2 separate regions of the Mus musculus genome follow, and region 1 is linked to region 2. Evidence: chromatin loops called from intact Hi-C (ENCODE). Cell type or tissue: heart. All regions are shown on one strand. Region 1 has its middle 89 kb from the start of Gm33919. Region 2 has its middle 9.1 kb from the start of Gm40726.

Region 1 (5,000 bases), 180 kb before region 2:
GGGTAAGGTTGGGTGACCTGCGCCCTGTGGTGTGATGGTTCTGGGTAGTCAAGTGAGATGATGCTTAGATGTGCAGATGAATATGAGTAATGGCTTTAATGCTGCTCTTCTCTAGTTGTCAGCTGTCCCCAAGTACAGAATGCGTCTCCAGCCAGCCACTGCTAGTTCTTGAAAAGCATCAAGATCAGTACTCATGGTGGAGCTACTGCCTATCTCATCAGACCTGTATGCAAACCATGGGCCCTCCAGCCTGCTGGAATAAGAAACGTGGGTCTTCCTAAGCCTAACAATAGGGGAAGCTCTGGGATGCTCATCAGCATGAGCCCAAATATCTCTGGGCCATTTTCCTTTCTTTCTTCTTTTCTGAGAAAGGAAGCTGACTAGATTTGTTTCTCCTGACCCACGGGATAACTCCATCTTTATTATCCTGAAATCTGATTTTATCTTATTTTATTTTTGAGACAGCGTTTCAGTGTGTAGCCCCAGGCTGGCCTGTAATTCATTAAGTAGACTAGGGTGGTCTCACAGAGATCTCAGAGAGATTTGCCTGTCTCTGTCTCCCAAGTGCTGGGATTGAAGGTGTGCTCTGAGATATGACTTTAAAGAATGAAAATACTGGTCTTATTAAACATTTAGTTAGTTGTTTTGACCTCATGGTTGGCCATTTTTAGCTTGATGTAAGTCCCGGAACCTATTAAAACCATCACTTATGGGGCTTTAAATTTAATTATGAAAATGGTCCCTCTTTATCACAACAACTACTGTAAGGCCTTCAGCTAGGAGATGACTTTAAACTAGAACTGACTGACCAAACACCCCTTTACAGTTACCACAAAAGCACCTCTGGTTAACCCATCCAGAGAGCTCCTTTTCCTTCACTGAGCAAATGGGAATTATTTCACAAGCATGATTCAACAACAGGGAAAGGGTGGTGTGGGGAGTTGGTTTCTATTTCCTGCTCTTTGCAATCCCCAACTGTTTGCATTTGAAGCCAGAAGGAGAGTTCAGCTAGCTGCCTTGTGAGCTATTGAATTCTTGGCCTCAAAAGGAAATCTGATCTTTGTCTAAGTGACACTCACGTGTGGGCTGAGAGCTGCTACTGTGCATTTAGAGCAGTGTGTGTGCATGTGTGTGTGCACGCACATGCGTGCGCTGTGAGCCTTCTGGAGCCCGTGCTTTCATGACCTTTGAAATAAAAGCATAACCAGGAAAAGATAAGGCTTCATGCATGATCTGCTAGACAGTTTCTGGAGATCTTCAAGATATCCTAAGACAAGGGTACTCAGAGTTAGAAAATCAGGGACTGGGTGTGGGGTGGGAGGACCACCCAGGGTTTCAGGGGCATTGAAGATGTACTTTTGGCATTTTGAAAGTCTTTGTTTCCCATCCCCTTTCTGGAACCAGCCTTTTCACTTTTCAGGAAAAGAAGGTGCTTCTGTTTTTGTAACTGTCGCCATAGAGCAATCTGGGCTCGTGAACTGCCGCTAGGAAGACAAGGTGGAGGGTGGCTGCATTTGTTAGTTTTCTGTGACTGAACTGAGAATCTGTCAGAAACAATTTAGCAGGGAAAGACTTGTGTGTAAGGTTTCGGAAGTTCCTACCACAGTTGTTTGGGTCTGTGTTTCCAGGCAGATTTCAAGGAAGAGTTTCACAGACTTGGGAGTATATGAAGGAGGAAGGTGGCTCATCTCTGGACATGCAGGAAGCAGAGAGAGGAGATAGGTAGGGGCCAAAGCAACATGTAATCCCCAAGGATATGCCACCAGAGACCTCATCTCTTATGTTATATTACAGTCCATTAAAGCCCTCAAGGTATCAAGACCTTCATCAGATTAGAACTCTCAGGATCTAACCATCTCTGGAATGTGTGTGATCTAGTATTGGACCTACAGGTACAGCAGATTCCTCAACTTAAGACCATTCTGTAGGAATTCCAACTGTCATTAGTATCTACCATTAATGAATTTCATGAAAGGCACCACCATGGCTCTAATAGAAGATATAAAACAAGTGAAAAGTGCTTCACCTACTTTGTTAAGTAAAATAGAACCAGGCAAAGAAGAAGAAACTAAGAATCTGTAATCTCTAGAATCTGACATGTCCAACCACATGCGTCCTGGTTAGTTATGAGTGTAGCCCAATGCAAAACCACAAACTCATTTAAAATGTTATGAGATCTTTTATTTTTGGGGGGGGGATGGGTGGTAATTCAATTGTGTGGTGCTTAAGCATGAATTTTACCAATGACAACATGGTGCCCTAAAGTCAGCAAGTTGGGTGTGCCTATCTCCCATTTTCATTTGCATAGCTTCTAAGTTTCCAAGCAAATAGTATGATCATTCATTCCGAGAGTGTGCAGGAAATAGCAAACATGTTTGGGATCCCTTGCCTTTCCTTGCTTATTTTGCTGCACTTCTGCAGTGTTACATCATGACTTCAACGTAGTCTTCATCAAGCCTTTGAAAGACCTGCCTTAAATTGAACTTCCAAACTTCAGTGAATCCTGGTCTCATCTTTTCATTTTCTGAGACTCTATGGAAGCAAGCTTTGCACAGTATTGGTTACTTCTGATGTAGTGGTATTTGGCTTAGCTTGGATTCAGCCAGACTTTGCCTTGGTGATATAGGGAAGTCAGCTTTCAACAGTCTGGGAACTCCACCGAGCTCCATTTGAGACGGTGATCTAACTGTTAGCCAATATCCTCAAAGGACACAGTGCTTCTTGGACACCTTCTGAGTCTCCTGATTGAGAGTTTTTTTGACTAAATGGGGGTAGGTAGGAAAAAGAATTCTCTCCTCCACTCTTCAGGAGTTCTTAGCAGGAGTTCCCTGTAACAAAGGATAGATTAGCAAGACAGCAACAAATAGAAGTTTAATAACACGTACACCATCTGCACACAGGGAAGATACTCACAGACAAGTACTCCTCTAGACCTCAAGACATCTTGGACTTGACAGCATCTGTGGAGCCAAGAGGGAAGGGTGTGGGAAAGGCTGGGTTGAGACACTCCAAGTGTAGCAAGGCTGGGTTGAGACACTCCAAGTGTAGCAGGTGAAGCATTGGAACCCAGAGATGAGGCTTGTAGATAGATCTTCTGAGAAGGTGGTCTGCTGTCACCCTGTCATCTTCCTACCTCTGCCTTCCTGTTGCTGGAGTTACAAGGATGTGCAAAGACTAATGCGCAAAATTACAAAGATTGATGCAGATGCTTCCCGACTGATACAGTCCTGTGATACAGTTGTTCTTTGGAAGATGCCCTTTACAAGTATTGAGTTTTCTTATGCCAGAGCAAGGTTCAGTGCTTTTCTCTGTGTGAAATTTCTCAAAATAATCTCTGAGTCAAAAGAGTATAATTTGGGGGTAGCATAGTTTGCTTTCCTACAGTTGTCTTGTGGGGTGTGATGGATCAAAACCCTATTAGAGGGGACATAGATCTCACATTTGTTGGGACTTTTGTTTTGATCCTGAGTTTATTGTATAAACTCATACACCTTATATCCTCAGGCCTGAAAAGCAAGCAAGCAAGCAAGCAAACAAACCACAACTCCTCAGTTAAAATCTGTTTCATTCCTGTGTTGTTGTTTGACTCTGTGTTCTCGTCATGTCCAAGGAAACACTTGGAAGAGGATGGGAGTTGGCTCTTCATAAGCCTGTCCCTTAAGCTGGCCCAGGGGACTGGGAAACTCAGTTCAGAAGAAGATCAAACCACTAATGGTTTTCTTAATTGCCATAAAGAATCCAAAAAATCCAGATTCCAGAAATCTCCTCAGATTCCTTGGCCAAAGCCATAGAAGCAACTTTAAGTTGTCTTTCTTTTAGACCCTCTTAAATCACAGCTTCAACTTAATCACAGTCTTTATCCCATTCCCAACCTTCATCCTTCACTCCTCCATGTCCTTCTGCCTCTCTCCCGCCCTCTGGTTTCCTCCTCATCCCCCTCAGTCCTCCAAAATCCCTGTAAACTCAGTTGTCTCTTAAAGTTAAGCTCCCCCAAGAACAGACCAAATGCCTTTCTGTGGACTGCAAACCCTGGTCTCCAAGCTCAAAGCCATTGTCAGAAAACCTCCCCAAAGCCCAGACGGGATAGAAAGAAATTTGCAGAGAGACTTAGGTAGTTTTATCAGTGTGTGGTGCAGGACTCACTGATCTGCATTAGCAGGATTGTGTGTCTATGGGAACCTCGGAGCAGCCTTGGATACTCTCAAGGATGATTTAAAGGACCTTAAATATCATGGGAAACCAAGAGAGGCTTTAGTAAGGCAGTAAATGCTGAAAAGGTATTTGCATCTTCATCCCCGAAGATTTGCCTGTAAATATAGATCAGACTCTAATCCAGGCACAGAGAAGAGTCCTTGGCAGACTTCAGACAGGCTGGTTCCACTTTTAAACAGTGTTCAGGAGATTCTGAAGCAGACTGGCTCAGCTCTCTTCCTACATTCCGGACCAGAAGCTGGCATTAGCTATGATGGTACAGAGCAGTACAGGACCCATGGACAGGAGCACAGGAAATACAGTGACACACAGATAATCTGAATGCATTGATGAACACTTTGAAAACAGTTTAGGACAAAACCAGAGCAGAGACTGGAGAAAAAAAAAGTAAGGTCTTATAACAACATCATCGAGGACAATGTCAAACCACCAAACCTATAGGACACCCCTGCCTTGGCCAACTTTAAAGAAGGGACTCTGTTGCTAAAGGTGAGGGAAAGGAAAGGCTCTGACCTGCCTAAGCAGAAAAGAAAATGAGAGAGAGAGGGAGAGAGAGAGAGAGAGAGAGAGAGAGAGAGAGAGAGAGAGAGAGATCGATCAGTATCTCAGAAATCTAAAGATGAAGGGAGTTTTGTTTTTTTTTTTTCTTTCTGGTTGATTTATGTAGGGGTGGTTCTGATACTGTCCTATTTCCCAATTGGTTCTCAATCTGCCAATAAAGAAGCTGTGGACCAATTGCTGGATGGAAGGAATAGGCAGGACTTCCGGGTTCATGGAAGAAAAGAGAC
Region 2 (5,000 bases):
TTAGGGGTTGAACTTGGGTCCCCACATAAGCTAGCTAGAGTGTTCTAGTATGAGCTATAGCCTCAACCCAAGTTTAACCTTGTCTTTAGACAAGAGTCTTATTTAAGTTGCCTAGGTTGGCCTTGAACTTAACCTGTAATTCAAGCCTCTGTCCCTTGTCTCATACTCCTAAGTAGAAGAGATTATACACACCTGTGCCACCTGTACTTGACTTTTTTGAAAATATTTTTAAAAAATTAATAATGAATTCTTCAGATAGATTTTAATGGAATTTCACATCCACATTGCTTCAGAAACTGCAAATAAACTCCGCACAAGGAGACCAGCAACTTGAAATCCTAGGCTTGAACACTGAAGGAATAGTTGGGTTAAAGAAGATGTTGAAGTCCAGGGAACATAACAAAGAATTCCTTGGGTCTCCCCCAAAGGTCTAGTACATGAACGTGTGGTTTTGCATGTTTGATTAGAATGAAATACTTCACTATGTATACACCACTTTTAGAGATTCTCACCTTTAGTATGCCCTCCCTAACCAGCCAGTCAACAACCCGTGCAAATGGGCATCTGCTCTACTCTTCCTGTGTGGGAAGAGTGTGGTATCCAGTTGATAGTGGGTTCTGAGATGCTTAGAAATGCTGCCGGGCCTTTCAATTGCTAAGAAGGTGAGTCCGCTCTGGGCCTCTTGGGATTTTGCAGCCAGAAACAGAGGAGGGCAGGGTTAAGACCTTGGCCAGCATTTCAATTTCAGTTGGCTCATCTGAGATGGAGAAGTCCACTTGGCAATGACATAGAAGGTCCCTCTCTAGCTACTGTGTAATCTGGGTGAACAATGGACAGCAAATGCATGCATTTTGCATCATGTATAGAAAGTCTAGCAAGGGGCAGAGGGTGTCAAAGCTATGATTGTTACTGAAGATGCATAAGAAAAGAGATTGTTTTCCTGAAAATTACAGAGGAGGGAAATGGGGCACATTGCTAAATATATATTCAAAATAGCCTGCTTTTCATAAACTGGCTGGACCTTTTTTTTTTTTTTTTTGCCTGAGACCATCAACCCATTTTCTCCTACTACGTTTGTTCCAAATGCAGATTCCTGGGTCAAGCCCCATGCCATCACATAGCGCTGAGAAGCTGTGCTAGATTGGAATTGGGAGCACTGAATACCGAGACCATACAAATGCCATCCATGCATAGATTCCTTAAACATAGAAGCACTCAGTAAAACCTGGGCAATTAAGTGGACTGAAAGATGAATCATGTCTGTCTTACAGAGGGCAGGGCAAGTTTTGTTTTTCCTTACTGCACCCCTTTGGTGGTAAGTTGCTCCCCCTTTCTCTCCTTTTAGTATTATCTTAAGAGTCATTGTCACCTGTCTTTGCCACAGGGGTTTACTGAGCCCCAGAGAAGTAGGCCTGGGATTCTCTTCCTTCCAGAGAGAAGTTTGGCCTCCACTTGGGATAAATTCACAAAGCACCGGTGGAATTGGGGTCAGGAAAAATTGGTATTTTTCTAATGTTCTCCATGTGGTATTCTCTGGGGCAAACTTGAGACTGGTAATATGGATCTCTCTAAACATCCCAGCACTAAGCACAAAAGCTGGGAATTGATTTATAGAGCAAGACTATTAGAGGATATTAAAATATAATATACATACAAATCAAAGTTCTATATAGTTTTTAAGGTACTAACCTTCTAAGGACATACATAAAATCCCAAAGAGGAAGAAATAGGAGAGGGGTAGGTGTGAAAACAGGGTAAATTAAGGGAATATATAATAAGCTAAGTGAGTTCTTGCAGAGACATCACAGCAGTGAACAAAGGTTTGGGGCTCAGAAGCACCAGAATAGAATAGAACCAGACAGTTGTATCTACCAGGCAGCAAAACTGATCTGAGCCTCATCTTTCCTAACAGCAGTAAGGTTTAGATTGTATTTAGAGTGTGAGCCTATGAACCTGGGTCATACAACTAGTAAGCAACAGAGCTGGAGGCAGAACCCACCATCATGGTCAAAGCCCAGAATCTCGCTGCTCCGTTAGTTTGTTCTCTTGGTTCTTGGGCACCTCCTAAAGGGAGAGATTCTGCCCTTCCAATACCTTGTAACCACAAATCGCTCTGTACCGTGGCTCAATAGCAGTCAACTCGTGTTTCATTCTATCCTTTGCCAAAGATAGGAACAATCAATGTCCTGAGCCCAAGGCAGTCAAAAGTCTACGTACATTTCACTTTCCCAACGCAGAAACTTGTAAGACCCACCTCGTTTTCCTGGTTAGGACCATCAGTGCTTGTGTGAGTCTAGGAACAGAAAGATGCCTCATATCACTGAGATACTTAAAAGATGACTGGTCCCAGGGAAGTGGAGGAGTAGGAGGGTTGGGGTGGGTAGGAGGAAGTAGAAGTGGAGCAGGGAGAGTAGAAGGGATTAGGGGAGGGGAGAAGGGACTAGGGGGAGGGGAGAAGGGACTAGGGGGAGGGGAGAAGGGGCCAGGGGGAGGGGAAAGGCTAGGGGAGGAGTCTCAGACTTCTTCATTTAAGACTTAAGTATGGGGGCAGCTTTTTGATTAACTTCATCTCCGTGTCTCACATCGTCTCTCTCTGCAACTACTTTTAGGAGCTTCTGAAATTAATTATAACCATGTATTTACTGAGGCAGGCACCTACTGTCTCTAAGAGGCAAAGGAGGTAACCTGAGCAAGATTTCCCAACCAGGAAGCAGTGAGTCCGCGAGACTTAGAGGATGCTCCGCTTACAGCCCGAGTTGGCGCCCTCTGGAGGACAATTAATTCCAACTGTTCCTCTTTGCTTCGCAGGCCTGAGTGTCCAGGTAGCGTTCTTCACTTCAGAAGCCTCATTGCTCCCTCATCAATGTGTGCTCTTTCAGGGATGCACAAATATAGAAAGAACAGATGAAGTTAACTCAGGCTGGGTCTTTGTATTGGTAGTACGTGGAGCTGCTTCCGTGGGAAAAACCGGCAAAGCACCAGGAACCTCCTATTCTTAAGCCGTTCTCTCACCACAGGGTCTGAAGTTGCCCTGCTGGCTTATGGAGTGAAATGCTGTGTTAAAACACAAGTCACCAATCTTGGGGGCTGTGGGAAAATAATGATGGCTCCTCAAAGTTGCACATATTTCAACTCGAAAACTGAAAGTACAGGTTCTTGCATTCTGGTAACAATAGATGGACAGAGAGTGGTGGCCAGAATTCCACATTCTAACAGTTGCTTTAGGAGGTTATTCTGATGCTAATGTCCCCTACACGCCATTTGGAGGAACCCTGTATTAATGAGAACTTCAATTTCAGTAGGGGAGACTCTCATCCTGGATGTCAGCTCAGTCTACAGCGGCAGAGAGTTCATGAAGGGCTGTAGTGACTCAGACTTGACCTTGACCTCTGTCCATTTCAGAGCTGTGTTCCTAGCTCAGGGCAGTGTAACTCAGGAAGTCCGCCTGCAGACGTGCCTTGAGGGTGGCAAAAACTTTTCCCTGACACTATATCTCAGTGTTATGGGCTCACTGAAGATCAGGTAGAAAGAGAAAAGTCGTACTTAGTGTTCTAACAGCATTGCATTTTAAGCCATTGTTAGATCCTTCCAAGGTCTTGTGTAATACACCACGGCGTCACATGGGGGCGCTGCAACGAGTCAACAAGAGCAAACTTCTCAGCAGATGTGGAAGCAGGGCGTGTTCAGGAAAAGCTCTTGTTTTTAGTTTCATGGAGCTTCCAGTTGTGTGTGCACTGCAGTTCATGCTCAGTATACATGTATCTGTGCATGCACATACATTTCTGCATGCCTGTACTTATGTACATTGCACATATGGGAGCTGAGCGGGCAGGGCAGTAGGCAGGAGCAAAAGTCGATCGGAGACCGAAAGGGAAGAAGTTTACAATAGCCCCCCTCAGACCAGAGGTCACCTTCTTGATGATTTTTAAAGACAGTTTTCTGCGTTGTCTCCTGCCGGTTTTCAGTCTCCGAGACAGGAGAGGCCTGTCGGAGAGCATCCCTTGGCTCCATGATACCGGAGAGTGGCTTGGCAGTGTGACACATCTCTCCAGCTTTGCTTTGCAGAGTTCATTTGATCTGACCTTAAGGAACCCGGGCCTCACCATCTTCCTTCACAGACTGATGATGGTTCAGGCACCCCTCTCCACAGCTGCCCTGTGAGGTCCAGACCCTAGAAAAAGCAACCCCAGTTGCATGTCAGTCACAAAAACGGGGATCAAAAGAATCAATGGGCATGTGTGTGTGTGTGGGGGCTTGGTTGTCTAAGGATTAGATGGGAGCTGCAAGAAGCCTGATTTTAGCTTCTGCTAGCTAGTTGAATCATACTGGGAATTAGGTTTGTTTTCCCCCTCCCCAGCCTTCTCTCTTCTCACCTCTTTTCAGGGTAAACGGTTAATGGGCTGTTGGGCCATTTCGAGTCCCTCCTTGTGGGTGCATGACAGGAAACATACCTTTGCCCCCATTCACACACAAAAGTCTACTTGGAAGGCTGAAGGGCTTAGGCGAAGCCCTTATGACATCGGGTGAGTGATGAGGGGAGTTGTCCCTGCGGCAAGGGCAGTGATGTCATTAGGAAGGCATTCAGACCTCTGGGCCTAGGGGCCACACTGTGGGATCAGATGACTTGCTCTGAAATGGTTCAATTTACAGTGCTCAGGTATCTAGCTTGTGATGTTTCACTGGCAGTGCAAATGCAGACCCAAGCTGCCCCAGGTGTCTCTCTGACCTCACCCCTTCACACACCTACATGCGCACACACACACATACACACATGCATGTGCCCATGCATAGACCCTTTTAACCTAAGGCCCTGGATCATAACAACAGAAAGAATGAGTCCAAGGCCATGGGCTGGCATCTTAGAGCTGGTCCTGAAACCTGTTTAAGGACACTGTGCTATGAAGAGTTCGCTCCACAGTGGGAAGTTCAGCTGGATCGGCTGGGCTAGCGGTACTGATGAGAGACTTTTCTCAAGCCTGTGGAAGATTCAGTTGGGACGC

What was found. A loop is a pair of places that touch in the nucleus more often than their neighbours do. Peaks named below come from ENCODE experiments on the same cell type or tissue, not always from the same donor. Only the 100,000 strongest peaks of a DNase experiment are listed, where the experiment ranks them.
Region 1: it touches region 2 in a loop (2.3-fold over the local background); 7 of 42 quality-filtered maps call a loop at or near these places.

What each region holds. Positions count from the first base shown.
Region 1 is chr10:83,835,513-83,840,512 of GRCm38, forward strand. No RefSeq gene overlaps it. Among named protein-coding and RNA genes, the nearest start is that of Gm33919, 89 kb to the right of the region's middle. In heart, no CTCF peak of the experiment used is centred here; no DNase peak of the experiment used is centred here; H3K27ac peaks cover 1,117 bases.
Region 2 is chr10:84,016,838-84,021,837 of GRCm38, forward strand. No RefSeq gene overlaps it. Among named protein-coding and RNA genes, the nearest start is that of Gm40726, 9.1 kb to the right of the region's middle. In heart, CTCF peaks have their summits at 2,770 (motif pointing left) and 3,616; DNase peaks (open chromatin) are centred at 2,824 and 3,544; H3K4me3 peaks cover 297 bases; H3K27ac peaks cover 2,379 bases.